2 separate regions of the Homo sapiens genome follow, and region 2 is linked to region 1. The links are chromatin loops, found by intact Hi-C in ENCODE. Cell type or tissue: A673. All regions are shown on one strand.

Region 1 (8,000 bases):
AATCCCATATCCACAATGCCAAAATCTAGGAGGCTCTATATTGGAAAGTTCCTTTCGTAGTTTTGATGGCAATACCTGACTTGAATTCCATGAAAATAGTAATACATTTTATTTATCTCTTTCAGTGGATTATTGATATATTTTACTGAAGGAATATCAATATGTTTGCTTACTAAGTACTGCCTCAGACATTGGGGTGTCACATAAAATTCAGTATATGCATGACATTATGTTATTATAAAATTTAAAAAAACCTTGAAATCTAGTCACAAGAACTTCATGTAAGAGACTATGGATGTGTGTTTTCTCCAAATGAAGGAGGAAACTGATGTTTAGTGAAGTTAATGGCCGGGCTTGAAGTCACATAGCCAGGAAGTGATAGGTTGGGATTTCACCTCAGGTATATTGAAACTCCGTAGTTTCTTTCTCTACCAAACAGCAACCAGTTTCAATGAATTCTTTGTTTCGGGGTTAGGAAATTATTTCGATATACCACTTTCAAAAGAATAATGTAAAATGTGTTTGAGAGCTGTTGCCATAGGCAAGCACTCACCATCAATCTATCACTCAAGTTATAGAAGACGGCAAAACCTTTCATTGTTCTTTCAACTAGCAGAAGGCTGTTCATTCCTTGCACTTTTCTCTTTAGCATTAGTTTTTGGCTGACATACTGGCTTTCTGTCATCCCAAACTGATATGCTTTGGCTCTGTGTTCCCACTCAAATCTCATGTTGAATTGTGATCTCGAGTGTTGGAGGTGGGGCCTGGTGGGAGGTGATTGGATCACGGGGGTGGTTTCTAATGGTTTAGCACCATCACCCTAGTGCTGTCTTGTGATAGAGTTCTCACAAGAGCTGGTTGTTTGAAAAGTGTGTAGCACCCCCCAGTCTTCGTGCGCTGTCTCTCCTGCTGTTATGTGAAGAGGTGCTTGCTTCCCGTTTGCCCTTCTGCCATGATTGTAAGTTTCCTGAGGCCTCCCCAGCCATGCCTCCTGTACAGTCTGTGGAACTGTGAATCAATTAAACCTCCTTTCTTTACAAATTACCCAGTCTCAGGTGGTTCTGTATAGTCTGTGAGAACAGACTAATACACAACCTGAATGTCTTAGTAACACAAATAAAACATGGTGAGTTTAAAGGTAGTTCCAAACACAGTGTGCTTGCCCAACACTTCCACCCACATGGACCCTCAATATATGAAGTCTGATCCTTGAAATCAATGTCACTCTTTCCAGATTTGGTTCTTCAGCTTAGTCTGAGTCTATATTCTTTTGTTTTTCCTTTTATACACTCTGGGAAAGAGTGTTGTCTGATATGATGCGATTTCGACATTTTAAGGGCTTTTTCTAAAGGGCTTATTTTATCTTTTGTTCCAATCCTGTGCCAAATCATAGGATTTCATTGATTTAGTGGTGAATAGTTAGGATTTCATGATTGCAATCATGTTTATTTTAGAAATGGAAAATTGAGTAAGGCAGAAATCATCTATTCAATGCAATCATATTTTTTAATATTTAAAAATGCTACATAGGTGTGCATATAATACAGGATTGGGAATTGGAAAGTTAGGTTCTGGTTTCTGCTTTGCTATTGCAAAAAAAACAAAACAAAACAAAACTTAATCTTTGGACTTCTGTTTCATCATAAGTTAAAGAATTAGGTGGCTCTAAATGATTTTCATATAATAACCCAGTTTAAACAATTTTGTGAAGAGTCTTAACACTATGCTACATGTGAAACAGAGCAACACGGCAGTAATAATATCTCTAAAGTGCATTTTAAAGACTTTTATCTATGGCCGGGCACGGTGGCTCACGCCTGTAATCCCAGCACTTTGGGAGGCCGAGGCGGGTGGATCATCTGAGGTCAGGAGTTCAAGACCATTCTGGCCAACATGGTGCAACCCTGTCTCTACAAAAATACAAAAATTAGCCAGGCGTGGTGGCGGACGCCTGTTAACCCAGCTACTTGGGAGGCTAAGGCAAGAGAATCACTTGAACCTAGGAGGCGGAGGTTGCAGTGAGCTGAGATCACGCCTTTGCACTCCAGCCTGGGTGACAAGAGTGAGACTCCATCTCAAAAAAAAAAAAGACTTTATCTAACTTCACGTTTTCTTACTAGTGATTTTTTTCATCTTCTGACTTGCTGCAAGAGGGTATTTCCCTAGTTTCAATGGTTTTGAAGTTAATTTGTTCAGCTTCTGCTTAGTGGATATTTATGAGAGGTAATACTTGCCTTTAATTTCTTTTCAGCTTTTCTACTGCTGTCTTTTTCTTATTACTTCTTTTTAAGTTAGCTCCGACTTTGCTATTTTTAGAGAGAAGCAATAAGGATGGCACAGTGGTTACAAGAGGTTAGAAACAATTGAGATGAGAATCCTATTTTTGTTGATATAATTTATATGCAATTCGTAGCTTCAAAATGAAACACTGACATGGTCATCTTTTTAAAACTAAAAAATGATATAAAATTCCTAGTGCATGTGTTTTAAAAAATTCTTTCATAGTGAACAAATCATGCAAGATATTAATTTTTTTTCCCTAAAAGACTATTCTAAAGTCTCCCTGAACATGTCACTTCAAAATGTAAACAAAGAAACAAAACTGTCATCTATTGGAGTTGGGTGTGATTTTTGTCTTTTGTCTTCTCTGTCACACTAGTTTTCAGTTCTTTGCTGTCATGTGGCCCACTTTTCAAAGATGCAATTATGTGGATTTCAGGGGGCCGTCAGCTTGCCTTCCCCAGTTGCTCTGGGCCAGCTCTGGTCTCCAGATACCTCTGATGGAGGCGAGTCCCAAAGTTGATAACTAGGAAGAGACTGTGTATGCCAGGGACGGATGACAAGATGTGCTGAGCCTTGGGGAGACGCGGCAGGATGTTACTAATGAAAGAGGGCCCTGCTGCCGAGGGAGGGGAAGGAAGCAGATGTGAGGGCAAGATTCAGGTGACAACCTCAGCGTTCCAGAGATACAGGATGTTATGGAGGAGGGAGAAAAGCAAGTTGGCATTTGGCAGAATGCACAGAGGCGAGACTCGAGAGTGGGCGGTGGAAGCTGAGGCTTTCAAAGATTTCTGACCTTCTGCCTGCCAACTTGGAATTAGATTTCTTGATGGAGGGGGAGAATGGGGGAAGGGGGTAGAAAAGGCAGATGCCAAGAGAGATTACTGATTTGGCAACCAGACAAAAGGATGCTGTGGCTGGCACCTGCAGCAGAGAAGGGCAGAACGGTGTAGCCAGTAGGTCTAAGGCAATGGGCTGAGTGCCAGAGTTTGAGCTGCTACAGAGCGGCCTGAGATGGCCTCTTTTTTAGACACGAGAAAATAGTCTGTAGAGAAATAAAATTTAAAAATGAGAAATTTAATATCTTTGGATAGATTTTTAGGATTGGCATTTACAAGCGTATTCAGTTGCCTTTCTCCTGTCTGAGGAGCATAACCTTTTGTGGTCAGATTGATGATGCTCTTTAAAAAAAAATCCCAGCAATATTGTTACATTTCCAATTCCAAAACCAAAGTGGTGGGATTTGACTATAGGTTTCCTCATTTCCCCAGCAGTGAATACGAAGTGACTTTTCCATGTCCCAAATGTTGACCCAGAACAATATCATTCCCTGTGAGACAGGAGTAACTGATTACATTAGAATACAATTTTGTTGCCACAGAAATCAGGAAACTTTAAATTTAGCAGCTTCCTTCTAGGGTTTTTTGCTCTGGGCTCTCAGCAAGCGTTTGCGTTTCTACGTCCTATATCACCGTGCACCACTAGATGTCACTGTTACTCGGGTCTTTGGGTAACAGACTCAACAATATGCCTGACCTTTTGTGCCTGGGGAAAAACAATCTTCAGAAGGGGAGGATAATACTGTCTGTGTGGATTTAAATAAGACCTCTTTACCTGGCATTTTTATCGAAAAACAGATACTCCATATGTTGTGTTGATTGCTGTTTCCCTTTCTGTTTTTGAAAGGGAGAGACTGAATTAAATGCGTTTCTTCCCACAAATGTACCTTACCATTTCTCCTTATTCTCAATTCTCCCTTAAAAATGTAGCTTTTAGCTCCATAATATAAGAAATATTTGTTAGAAAATTAGGAAAATCATCATTCTATGGGTATTTAGAATCTATATATGGACTGCAAATGTTTCTTCCCTAATCTCTTCCTAACCTTAGAGAACTTCAAAATGCATTGTCTCATTTCCTAAGGAAAAATGTTGTAACTCTAACTAGGAAAAGAATCCTGTGAGAGCACAGCAAGTCAGCGTTAAGAATTGAATTTTCATGACTACCCTCGGATACATCCTTGAACCTAAGGGACAAATGTTGCCGTGAGTTTCAGGTTGTTTAAATGGTGGTGTTAGACACACAAATCATTCATTTTCCTGCTAAATTTCCTTTTCTTTTATTGAATATTGGATACAGGTATGTCTTTTAAGATGTGGCCATTGATTCATATATACCAGAGCATTATTTAAACATGAAATTAAATAAGATAATTAAATAACAATGCATTTATAAAGCGTTCTTGAAAATAGATTAATTATTTAGAGCATTTGAGTGAAAAGTCTCAATACGATTTCACTATAGCAAATGATAGCCATTAATAAGTCATAACAGGATAATAACATAAAACAAAAAATGAAAACCTTACAAAATATATCTTAAAAAGCGAAGTAGGGCTTTACTTTGAGTTGAGTTCGTGGTACAAAATGAATCAATTTGTTCTTTTTGGAACTTTATCTCCAACCGTGTAATATTTGTGTCTTTAACTGTTGGCTGCTTCTAACAGTTACTGAGCCAATTGACCTCCAAACTAGGACTACATCAATCTGTTTTCTCTCTAGCTGCGATGCCACAGTATTTATAGGTTATTCTGCACTGGAATTTTACCCCCTGGAGATAACTTGTAGCTATGGGCCAATGCCAACTCATTCTGACTCAGGTGGGGATAATAGTCCTTAAGATGAAGTTGCCATGGACTTTAACAATGTTTGGGGTCTTATTCTCTCTGCTCCTGTTCGCAACTCCTCACACTTTTTCCCCTCCCCTCTCTTCCTCTTCCCTTCAATTCTCTGTTCTGTATTCTTCTCTATCTCTTTCTTTTTCCTCCTGCCCTTTCTGTGTTTTCCTTCCATATGTGTGACCCTTAGATTTGTTGTAGAACTATATTGGAGATCGAATTATGATCACTTCTATATTAGTTTCCAGTGGTTTCTGTAACAAATAATCCAAATTTGGTGGCTTAAAGCAACAGGCATTTATTATTTTTTAGTTCTGGAGGTCAGAATTCTGAAACCCATTTCCTGGGCTGAAGTTAAGATATCTTAATTTCAGAGCTGTCCTCCCTATGAAGGCTCTAAGTGTATCTGTTTCCTCGCCTTTTCCAACTTTTAGAATTGCATTCCTTGCATTCTTTTGCTCCCCACCCCATCCTTCAAAGCCAGCACTGTAGCATCTTCAAATCTCCCTCTCTGCTGAGGCCATGACATTGTCTTCTCTCTTTTGTGTCAAATCTCCTTCTGCCTCCCTCTTGGGACACTTTTGAGCATATTTAGGGCCCACCTTGATAACCCAAGTTAATGTTTCCATTTCAAGATCCTTAATCACATCGGTAAAGCCTTTTTTTTTTTTTTAATATAAAGTAACACTACGAGTTCCAGGGATTAGGACCTGGATATATTTGGGGGCCATTATTCAGTCTCCCACAGCTTTTTAGCTGTGTGGTTGTGCAATTTATTTAGTCCCTCTAAATTTTAGTTTCCTTGCCAAATAGTGTTAAGTGAGGACTTAATGAGAAAATGCTTGCAAAGTGCTTAGCATAGTGCTTGGCAAAGAGTTAAAGCCACTTTAAATTAAAATAATTTAAGTGCTAATAAATATTACTCCTGCTATCAAATAAGATTATCTCATTCTTTCCCTCCCACTCATCTTTATGGTACTTCAATCTACCTTCTGACCTCATCTCTCTACCAGAACATTTATTTCAAGGTCTCCAGTCTCTTCTAGCTGGTCAAATTCTTGGGCTTCATTTAGCAGCATTTAATTAGGTAAACCACTTATTTTACTTAGAAATGCATTCGTTATTTTGCTTCTGCCATAACATATTTTCTGTTTTTTTTTTTCTACTTCACTGGATACTTCTGTTTTCTTTACTGTCTTCTCCTTCTTTTAATCTACAGTAAAATATTGGTGTTCCTCAGAATTCTGTCTTGAAGACTCTTTGTCTATTTTTATACTGAGATGAAGAGTAGCCTGGCAGTTTGATGATCTTAAAGAAGATAGTGGGGCAGGAATACAGGCAGCAAGGGGTGGGAATGGCATGGGACAGAGCTGGAGTTGTGGTCTGGATCAGATTCTGTGGTGACTGACAGGCCCTGGTATAAGGATTTTGACATTAATGTTAGGAGTGGTGAGATGTGTCTTAAGCCTCAGAAATAGATTTTGACATTGGTGTATTAAGTAGATCTCTGAGTCAGTTTGAGTTGCTATAACAAAATACCATAGACTAGGTGGCTTATTTATTTTTCACAGTTCTAGAGGCTGGAAGTTTGAGATCAGGGTGGCAACATGATCAGTATCTGGTGGAGGCCCTCTTCCGGGGTCTAGACTGCTGACTTCTTTGTATGTGCACATGATGGAAGGAGGGTGAGAGAGCTCTCCCTGGTCTCTTTTGTAAGGGCACTTGTTTCATTCATGGAGGCTGCACTCTCATGACCAATCACTTCCCAAAGGCTCTGCTTCCTAATACCATCACATTAGTGGTTAGGATTTCAATGTATGAATTCTGAGTGGGTGTTGGTAGTGAATGCCTGAATTATTTCCTTTCCAAAAGGTCTACAGCTCATGACCTTCTCCTTTCTGAAAGCTGCTGAACCATGAGCTAACCTACTATCTGGTAATTCTGAGCTTGGATAAAAGGGCAGGAGAGAGATGTCAGAGGTGTGAGTGGAATGTCAGGGGCTCAGCTTTAAACCCTATATTTAGTAAGAACATGGGAATTTCCTATGAGTTGGAAAAACACCACTAATTGTGGCTGTGATTTAGGCAGTACTGTAGATACCTTTCTGCTCCAGCTGGTGTTAAGGCAAGAAGGAATAGCCTTAGCTATAACCTGGTCTCCTAGCCAAGGGACATGCAGTGGGAGAGGCCAAAAAGGCCCTCCAAGAACGTACAAAGAGCCAATGCTTGGATAACTCTCTCAAAGGTGAAATTGCCAAGTAGTCAATGTTCAACAGAGAAAATAGCAACAACCTAAAGAAAGAGAATGGTGGGCCTGTCACCCACCATCGTGGTTGCTCCAGTAACTATTTCTCTCCCTGCCTCCTCTCACTGCTGCTGAAGCTTCGATGGAGAGTGCTTTCTCTGGAGAACACACCCCTTCCTCCCTACCCTCAAACACTTCTAGTCAGTAGTGTGTCCTGCTTTTGTGGAAGAGGGAGGTGTTTAAATAAATATAAGAAAATCTTAACCCAAACTGAAGAAATGTCATAAGAATGAGGTGAGAGATCTATAAGGAGCTTGTACCTAGGTAAAAAGAAGGTGAAAGGAGACATTTGATAGGTATTATTTGGGAAGATGGGAAAATAATTCCATGTTTATAGTTTAATGAGTTTAGATTCTTCAATCAAAACAAGTAAACATATGTGATTTAATTTTATTATCATTTTGCTCTGTATAACAAAACTTCGAGTTAAGTGTTCCTACCGTGATCTTGCAGATAAGTAAAATGAGGTTTCATGAAATCAAGTGACTTGCCCAAGGGCACCAAGATAGCAAGATGCAGATGAGGGACTGGAGCCCTCCTGTACTTGACTTTGAAGCCTGTACCCCTTCTCACCCACTGTACCGTTACGTATACCATGCTGTTAAATTGGTCTCATGGCAGTGGTGAGTTTAGAGTTTAAAATGAATAACTATTAATGATATTACAATTCCCCACATAGATCAGTCACCTAAAATTGCAAAGGGTAGGATGATGCAAATAATTGGCTAAGTCTGGAGGC
Region 2 (8,000 bases), 55 kb before region 1:
AATTTCAGGACAGAGAAGAAATAGATGTACATATTCAATCTACTATTGTTCCAAATAAATTTATTATGCTTTTGTTTGCTAATTTTCCTTTGCCACATTCACTGGTTATGTGAAGAACATACTCTACTACTTATTCCTTCTAAAGCAATGACACTTTAAATTTGTCCTTTCCAGTCACTGTTTAAGTGCAATGAGTGTGTTGTTGGCAACATAAGGCAACACCTTTATAGAACACGGCCTATAGATGAATGAGAAACTAACCTTCTTTAGAAATTCTAGAAAAAATCAACTTGCAAATATATCTAATCACTAAAAGCATATTCTGTGCAGATAGTCTTTATTTACTAGTTATCAAAGGGTTATTTTCATGCAAAATAAAAATATACCAATAAAAGCCTTAAAACTTTGGAGAGCTGATTTTCTACTTCATGTTTTTTTTTTGAAATGTCAGACATGACTAAGGAGTGAGGTCTTTTTCTTTTCTTTCTGTATAGATATAAAACCCCCTTTCAATCTCCAGGTTTTGTTGATTTTGTTCCCTATTTTTTTTTTTTACTTTCTATTGCCTGCACTCTGGTAAAATCACCCTCACCACTCACTGGCTGTAATGAAAATGGCAAATACATTCCGTGCAGCCTGTCTTCCCCTAGCCCAGCCTGTTCTTCACACTGCCATCATAATGATGTTTTAAAGACAATTATAATCATAATCCTAGAGCAGAGATTGTTAACCTGAAATCATCCATGGTTGATCAACTTTGTAAGTCTGTGAATCCCTTACATTATAGAAAAAAAGTAGTGTTTATGATTATTTTATTTAGGGGAGAAGCCTAGGTATTTCATCATATCCTTGAAAGAGTCTGTGACACCTCCAACTGTTAAAAATCACTCCACAGAGAATCAAGTTGATGAATAATGATGAGAATAGCCGATGATCTTAACACACATGACTACCAAAATCTCTATTATTTTTCTGGAAACATGATTACTAGAAATCTAAATGGCATCTGTGATTGATTGGTATTCTCTTCCCCCCACATAAGAGTGGCAGAAGAATGACTGTTAGCCAAGTGTCTGTCAAAATGAACTACAAACATATTCATTAGGAAACAGGTTGTTAAAATGGATCAGGTATAAATATGTTTTGCATATCACAAAAGACACCTAAATTAAGGAAAGCTGTGAAAGAGCAGATAGCCATTTTTCAATTATATATGACCAATGTGGCATTTTTTGATATCTTAGTCAGTAATTTGAAGGTCTAGAAATGCCATACGTGCCTATGTAATTTGGGGTCACTGCTTTTGATACAGGCAGTGAGTCTAGAAATTTCTACCTCACTCAGAACAATCATGCTATGACTTTTTCCTACTTGTGCAATTACCAAGATTTCACACCATTTAACACTTTTATGTTTATGCACATGAATATTTACAGGGAAATAGACTTGGGCATTAAAAAAAAAAGTCATTCAGCTTCCTTGACTTCATCAGGTTGTTTGTGGAGGGGCTATTTCACAAACACACAAGCTACAAATCAAAGGTATATGACACCTTTTTATATTATCAGGCAACATGGTGATAAAAAAATGAAATGGAGTTTGTGAATTTTATTACTCCGGGTGACAATTTAATATGTGGGTGATGGTGTGCAGCTCCCAAATGAGATTTGTTGCATCCTCAGAACTGCATAAAATGTCTAAAGAGAGGGGCAAGCTTCCATGCCATATATAGACAGACTCATTGGATCTCCCGAGGAAGTCAGATTGGAAACTTGTAAGTCCATAGTCATTCACAGATGATAAAGTGTGTGAAGTGGGGAGCAGGGAGAGGCCGTGCTTGCATGAAGAATTTTAATGACTTAACGTTTCTTCTCTTCTTATTAATTTTAGCGTAGGGAGGGCAGTGGGATAAGGAAGTCATCAGTCTTGCATATGTCTTTTTCTGCTACAGATGGTACAATGGTTGATTTGGTACAAGGATCATACCAAATATGTATGCAGGAAGCCAAAAAATAGAATCAAATCAAACATGATTTTATAGTTGTTATTATTCCTAAAAATATCTGTGCTCCTGTAGGCATATGTCTTAGATAGGAGAATGCTGTTGGAATTTCTGGTCTCTGCATTGAGGGGCTGTTGGTCTTTTGGAAAGATGTGCTTATTGAATGGGACAAGCTTGCCCCAAGAGGCATTGCTAGGGCTGCTCCCAGACCTACTTGTGATTCAAGGCTGTGCTTCTCCTCTGCACGTGAGACAGGTGAGTTATGTTACTTGCTAGGTAAGAAGGAGGGGAGGAGATAAGTTACCTGAAATCATCTGATGCATTATTATCCCCTTCAGTATGGACATAACGTCAGAAGAGGATCACTGAATCAGATAGGGTAAAGCATTCTTTCGACCTCCCTGCTGGGGGCTTGTCTGTCCTGTTGTGCTGTACTTCTGTGCAGGTGGAAACAAGATGAACTCAAACCACTTGTCTGATTAAATGGGCCAACTGTTTCAGTCATTGCCCAAATAAACGGTGTTTCTGTGCCAACTTTCATGTGTATACTTTGGAGGAAATTGTTACTTCATATTCTAATCTCATCTTTTTCATGGGAGTCTTAGAAGTATTGGAAAGCTGTTTTGAAATCCTTTTTAAAACCTAAGATTGAGCCTCACAATTTTTTTCCTTTATATAGGTATTCTCAGTTTAAATTGCTTTACATTTTTACTTTTTCATTTCACAAATAGAAGGTAATTTATTTTGTTCCTCTTTGAGGGTGCTAAAATGGGATCACTGATTAGAAACTGATAACCACCCACTTGAGCCAGAATTCCTATCTTCTTATGAAACAGCGCTAAAACATTTGATGTAAAATTCCTCAGTATTTTTCAGATCAGACCCTCATTCATTTAAAAAATTTACCTACCTGTGAAAGATCAGAACCTGTACTTTCAGGCTACTGTTCCCTTATTAAATCAGTGAGCAAATGCCCTTAAAAGGGACATTCAATTGAAATTTAAAAAAAAAACATTATTTGAGTGCCTGTTGTATGTCAAGCCCCTTGTAAAGCACTGGGGAGAAAAAAGCAAATATTATAGCGTATAGGAAAGTAAGTAAAGATATTTAACAAACAACCCTAACGCAATGTGATAAGTGCTGTGATAGGGAATTTGGCTCTGTGATTTCAGTGTCAGTGGATTTCTTATTCAGTTAATCTCATCTGCCAAAGAAAATATTTTTGTAATGAGGAAATGTCACCTCTGTTCACCATTGGAAATTACTATTTATCAAGTTGTCATTTACTTGGATAATGTTATCAGGTATTGTCTAGCAGATAATATAGAGGGAAAATAGAACTATCTTCAATAGAGCCCCCTTTGACTTGTAAACTATGATACTCATAATGTTTAGTGCATGGTGTATATTTAGCTTCCTGCCCATCTGGTCTTTTGTTGAGGGACTGAACAATTGGTTTCCATAAGATCCAGTATTAATGAGAGCCCTCATTGTGGTTATTTTTATTACTCTCTTTCTTGAGCAGTTTTTTTTTTCCAAATGAGAATATTTACTGGGTACAAATGTAATTGCTTCAGAGATTTCCAGAAAAGGTGCTAAATTCGTCCTTATCCCAAAGCTGAATTTTAGTTGATCTTTTTTCCTCACCGACTTTTTCAGTTTTGTTTTTCACCACTTTCAAATAAGAATCAGTTGCATGTTCCAATCCTGGAGGTCTCTGAGTTTCCAAACTCTGAAGAAAGGGGCAAGAAAGGAAGAGTTAGGGATGTTAGAAGAGTTAGAAGAGTTACGAATGTTCCTATGTGCCTTCCGTCTGTCTTATACCTGCTGCGTGAGGAGCTGACGCCAACACCCAAAGCCCTGGACAAAGACTTCCTCCACAGTCACTTTCCTCTGACCCACAGGAACCTCCTTGGCTCCTCTCCCTCTTGCCTTCACAGCTTGACTTCCCCTTGTCATCTTGCCCTGTTAGGATCTAGCACCCTCAGAGCTGCTCTGGAAACCCCATAGGGCCTATCTCTGCCACTTGTACTACTCCACTCGCTCTCAGTAATGTGGGTGTGAGGTGCCTCGTCCCCTTGCCTAGCCCTTTCATAACATGGCTGGAAAGTCTTGTATGTGCTGTCCCCAAAACAGATCAGACAATGTTGACCCAACAGAAGGAGCATGGTCACCTCAGTCCCGGTGGGGGTTGGGGGTAGGGGGTCGGGGGAGCCAGTGAGGGGGAAGCGCACAGTGAAGGAGGCCTTGGATTTGGAGACAAAATTCATTTTGGGAGCCTGGAAGCTCTCTGGAACTGGACACAAACTCTTGTCTCTGTAGTTTGCTTACCCAGGGAACTTGGGTAAGAGCTAGTGAATAACTCGTATATGTATTATATGACCTTAATAAGTAATATTGTTTAGCCTGAGTTTTTGATACAGTTTTCAACTGCATGATGTTCTAACTCTGTCTGAGTTTCACAGAATTATTTCTCCAGAGTAAATTGACTTATTCTTCTGAGCAGAGCCCAGGTAGCCTAGTTATCTTAACTGTGAGGAACTGATAGAGCTCTCTATCTCCTTGGGGGATGTTTAAAAATACATAAAGCAAAATTATATCACCTTAAGAACGTTATGGTGATATAACATTCTTATCACCATGCTTTTAACATGCAGTCAGCCCTGCCAAATTTTCCTCTGCCATTGAGAATTGGAGTAATTATTATAAGTGCAGACAAAACTAGGTTTCTCTTGCAGGCAGATTTTTGTGATTGCACCCTGGACTTTCGTTCAGAATTCTTTTCAGTTTCTTAGGAAAGCTAAATGAAATTGCTGCAGTAAGGCCAGAGGGGGGCACCAAATAATCGTGATTGATAGAGTGGTTTGGCTGAGCATTTGCGGGAGGCTCAGGCATCAGGCCTGTGAGCCTCTGTGTCTGTTTTGAGCATTTTGGGCATAAAACATATTGAAGTCTCTTTGTTTACGGAATCGTCGTCAAGCCAGGAGCTGACACCCGAGCTTCAGTGGCCCAAAACATACTCAGCTAATGGGGAAGCAGCAGTTGGCAGGTTCTGTGGTTGTAAACATTTTAGAAAAATTTCTTCACGCTTTTTAGCTCCTTCCTTATTTCACTTATCAGAGTTGAATTGTGGGAAGAACTGAGAAACAAACTCTGCCATGCTCTTGGAAGGCGAGAATGCAGATGGGTCGTTCTTTCTGAGACAGAGGAATTATTGGCAATTTTCTAGGATTAATTGTTCTTGATAAATTGCTGAAATATCTATTTGGTCCTCAGGAAACTGGGGAGCATTCAATACCATTTAAAGTGTTTCTGCATTATTGGCTATTTCAGAAAAGTTGGCTTCCTCTGCTGTACTTCCTAAAGCCAGATTTCTAAATTCAATACAACTTTCAAAGCTATTCTACCACAATTGTTGCAATTTATCTAGTATGGAAAAGTAGTGTTTCATGTTTGTTGGTAGTTACTACTCCTTGTGATCTGTAGTTTGCTTAGATGTCCTTATTTATAGTGAATTAATTTAGGGCAGTGGGCAGGGGCCAGGGCAAAGGAGTTGGAATGTCCTCTATTCAATTGAGGAGGGTCTAGGTACGCTTACTTCATTCTTTGTCAGTACATGATGGATTCTAAGTCTTCTTGCAAAATACGTGTGAACACAAAAGTGATTAATTATGATCATGTCAAATTTGAAACTGATTTAAGTCCTGAACTATAATCTGTCACCTCAGTTTTCCTTTTAGACTTTTTGTATGGTTTAGGAATATTTCAAAAGTGTCCTTTGACCATCTCTTTTCATAAAGTAAAATCTGTGATCATGGGGTTACACGACAAGTCAGTTGATGCACACAGAACAATGCTGACTCAGGGAGACAGAGGCTGTGAGGGTTCTTATAAATGCTGACCCCTTCATATGCCGACATGTTCACTTAGTGTTTACGAACTTGAGCTCCGGAGCCAGACTACTTGGGTACTTGGGTAGGAATGTAGGCCCTACCACTTATTATCTATATGACTTTGGCAAGTTAGTGAGCTTCTGTGTGCCTCAGTTTCCTCATCCATAAAGTGGAGTAATGCTAGTATCATAGAGTTAGCCTGAGAATTAGATGAGTTATTATATGTAAAGCAGTTAGAATAGAACCTGGTGTATACTACTTCATAAGTACATGCTAAATAAATATTTTAGGTCAGGCAGGGTGGCTCATGCCTGGAATTCTAGCACTTTGGGAGGCCGAGGTGGGTGGATTGTCTGAGCTCAGGAGTTCAAGACCAGCCTGGGCAAAATGGTGAAACCCAGTCTCTACTAAAATACAAAAAATTAGCCGGGCGCGGTTGTGTGCGTCTGTAATCCCAGCTACTTGGGAGGCTGAGGCACCAGAACTGCTTGAACCCAGGAGGTGGAGGTTGCAGTGAGCCAAGATCATACTACTGCATTCCAGCCTGGGTGAGATTACTAGACTCTGTCTCAAAAAAAATAAAAAAAATTTTAAAAGTGATATAAAAACTATTATGTCAGTCCTATAGAATTTTTCCAGAGAAATTTACCATCAGGTGATTTTTATATGGGCATATATTGACTTAGTTGTTTCCTGTGCCTGGCTTCCTGGCTGGTATCTTAGGACCCTGCTGTTCTTTTATGCCTATAGAAACCTTTGGCAGGGCGCGGTGGCTCGCGCCTGTAATCCGAGCACTTTGGGGGGCCAAGGCGGGCGGATCACGAGGTCAGGAGAGCAAGACCATGCTGGCTAACACAGGGATACCCCATCTCTACTAAACACACACACACACACACACACACGCAAATTAACCGGGCGTGGTGGCGGGCGCCTGTGGTACCAGCTACTCAGGAGGCCGAGGCAGGAGAATTGAGTGAACCTGGGAGGCGGAGCTTGCAGTGAGCTGAGATTGTGCCACTGCACTCCAACCTGGGCAACAGAACGAGACTTCGTCTCCAAAAAAAAAAAAAAAAAAAAAAGAAAGAAACTTTTAAGAGACAAGAAATAGAACAATCAAAATCTTGTACAAAGATCATATTACAACCGACTCTTCAACATAATTTATTTAACAAACATTCATATAGCACTTACTATGTGCCACACACTGTTTTAAACACTGTACAAATATTAACTCATTGAATCCTCATTATAACAGAATACTTGTTGAATTTCAATTAAGTGATGTGGGAAAATCCTCTAGCCTGGTGTCTGACATGATAATCCTTTAATAAATATTTGTTGAAGGAATGAATACCTGTGAGTGACTCAATCAATCAGTCTATCTTGTTTGGCTAATAAAAAAAGCAAATAATATACCAGGATGTTATATTAAGTGGCCTAATGTGTTCTCAGAAACTGGAAACAATTGAGACTCTTTATCCACAGCTGTATTCAGTTTGTACTGAAGGGACTAAAGTGGCCTAAATGTGCCTGTTCCTTTCTGAATATTAAGTCACTTGCTATTTTGATATTAAGCTTAGATGTTTAGATGTCGTAGAATTGGTGAAGTCTTGGTGACTTGTAGGCTGTTACATTCAACTTATATTGAATATCTTAGTGTACCATTCTAAATTTCCATTTTTATCTTTATTTTGGATTTTGAGCAGACAGTATTATGATTCTGTTTAAGACATGAAGACATGCCAATTTTCCTACACTCTTTCAATTGCATTCTTTTGTTTTAATCTTGGAAAACATATTTGCATCATATTTCTTAATTTGTCACAGCCTGAGAAGTGACATTATTGAATGACAGTAGGAGCTTGAATATTGTGCTTTGAAATGCCATTGAGGATACCATTATTCATGTGACAGCCCTGAGAAGATTAGCAAATAACTACTTAACATTTTATAATGCTTTATCATCATAAAAATCCACATATTAAACTTGAGGAATAAATTACTTAAAAATATATCATTTCTATTCAAACACCATTTGGAAAAACTTGAGAGATAAATGCCAGTTTTTAATGAAGCTACAATAAATGTTTTTATTCACCATGTTA

What was found. A loop is a pair of places that touch in the nucleus more often than their neighbours do. Peaks named below come from ENCODE experiments on the same cell type or tissue, not always from the same donor. Only the 100,000 strongest peaks of a DNase experiment are listed, where the experiment ranks them.
Region 2: a loop joins it to region 1, with 4 times the contacts of the local background. A loop is called at or near these places in 5 of 110 quality-filtered maps.

What each region holds. Positions count from the first base shown.
Region 1 is chr3:107,060,410-107,068,409 of GRCh38, reverse strand. No RefSeq gene overlaps it. Among named protein-coding and RNA genes, the nearest start is that of LINC00882, 180 kb to the left of the region's middle. In A673, a CTCF peak has its summit at 3,759 (motif pointing right); DNase peaks (open chromatin) are centred at 3,069, 3,769 and 5,419; H3K27ac peaks cover 5,449 bases.
Region 2 is chr3:107,115,231-107,123,230 of GRCh38, reverse strand. The region is part of intron 2 of LINC00882 (long intergenic non-protein coding RNA 882); the gene reads left to right. Among named protein-coding and RNA genes, the nearest start is that of LINC00882, 120 kb to the left of the region's middle. In A673, a CTCF peak has its summit at 4,825 (motif pointing right); a DNase peak (open chromatin) is centred at 4,870; H3K27ac peaks cover 2,166 bases.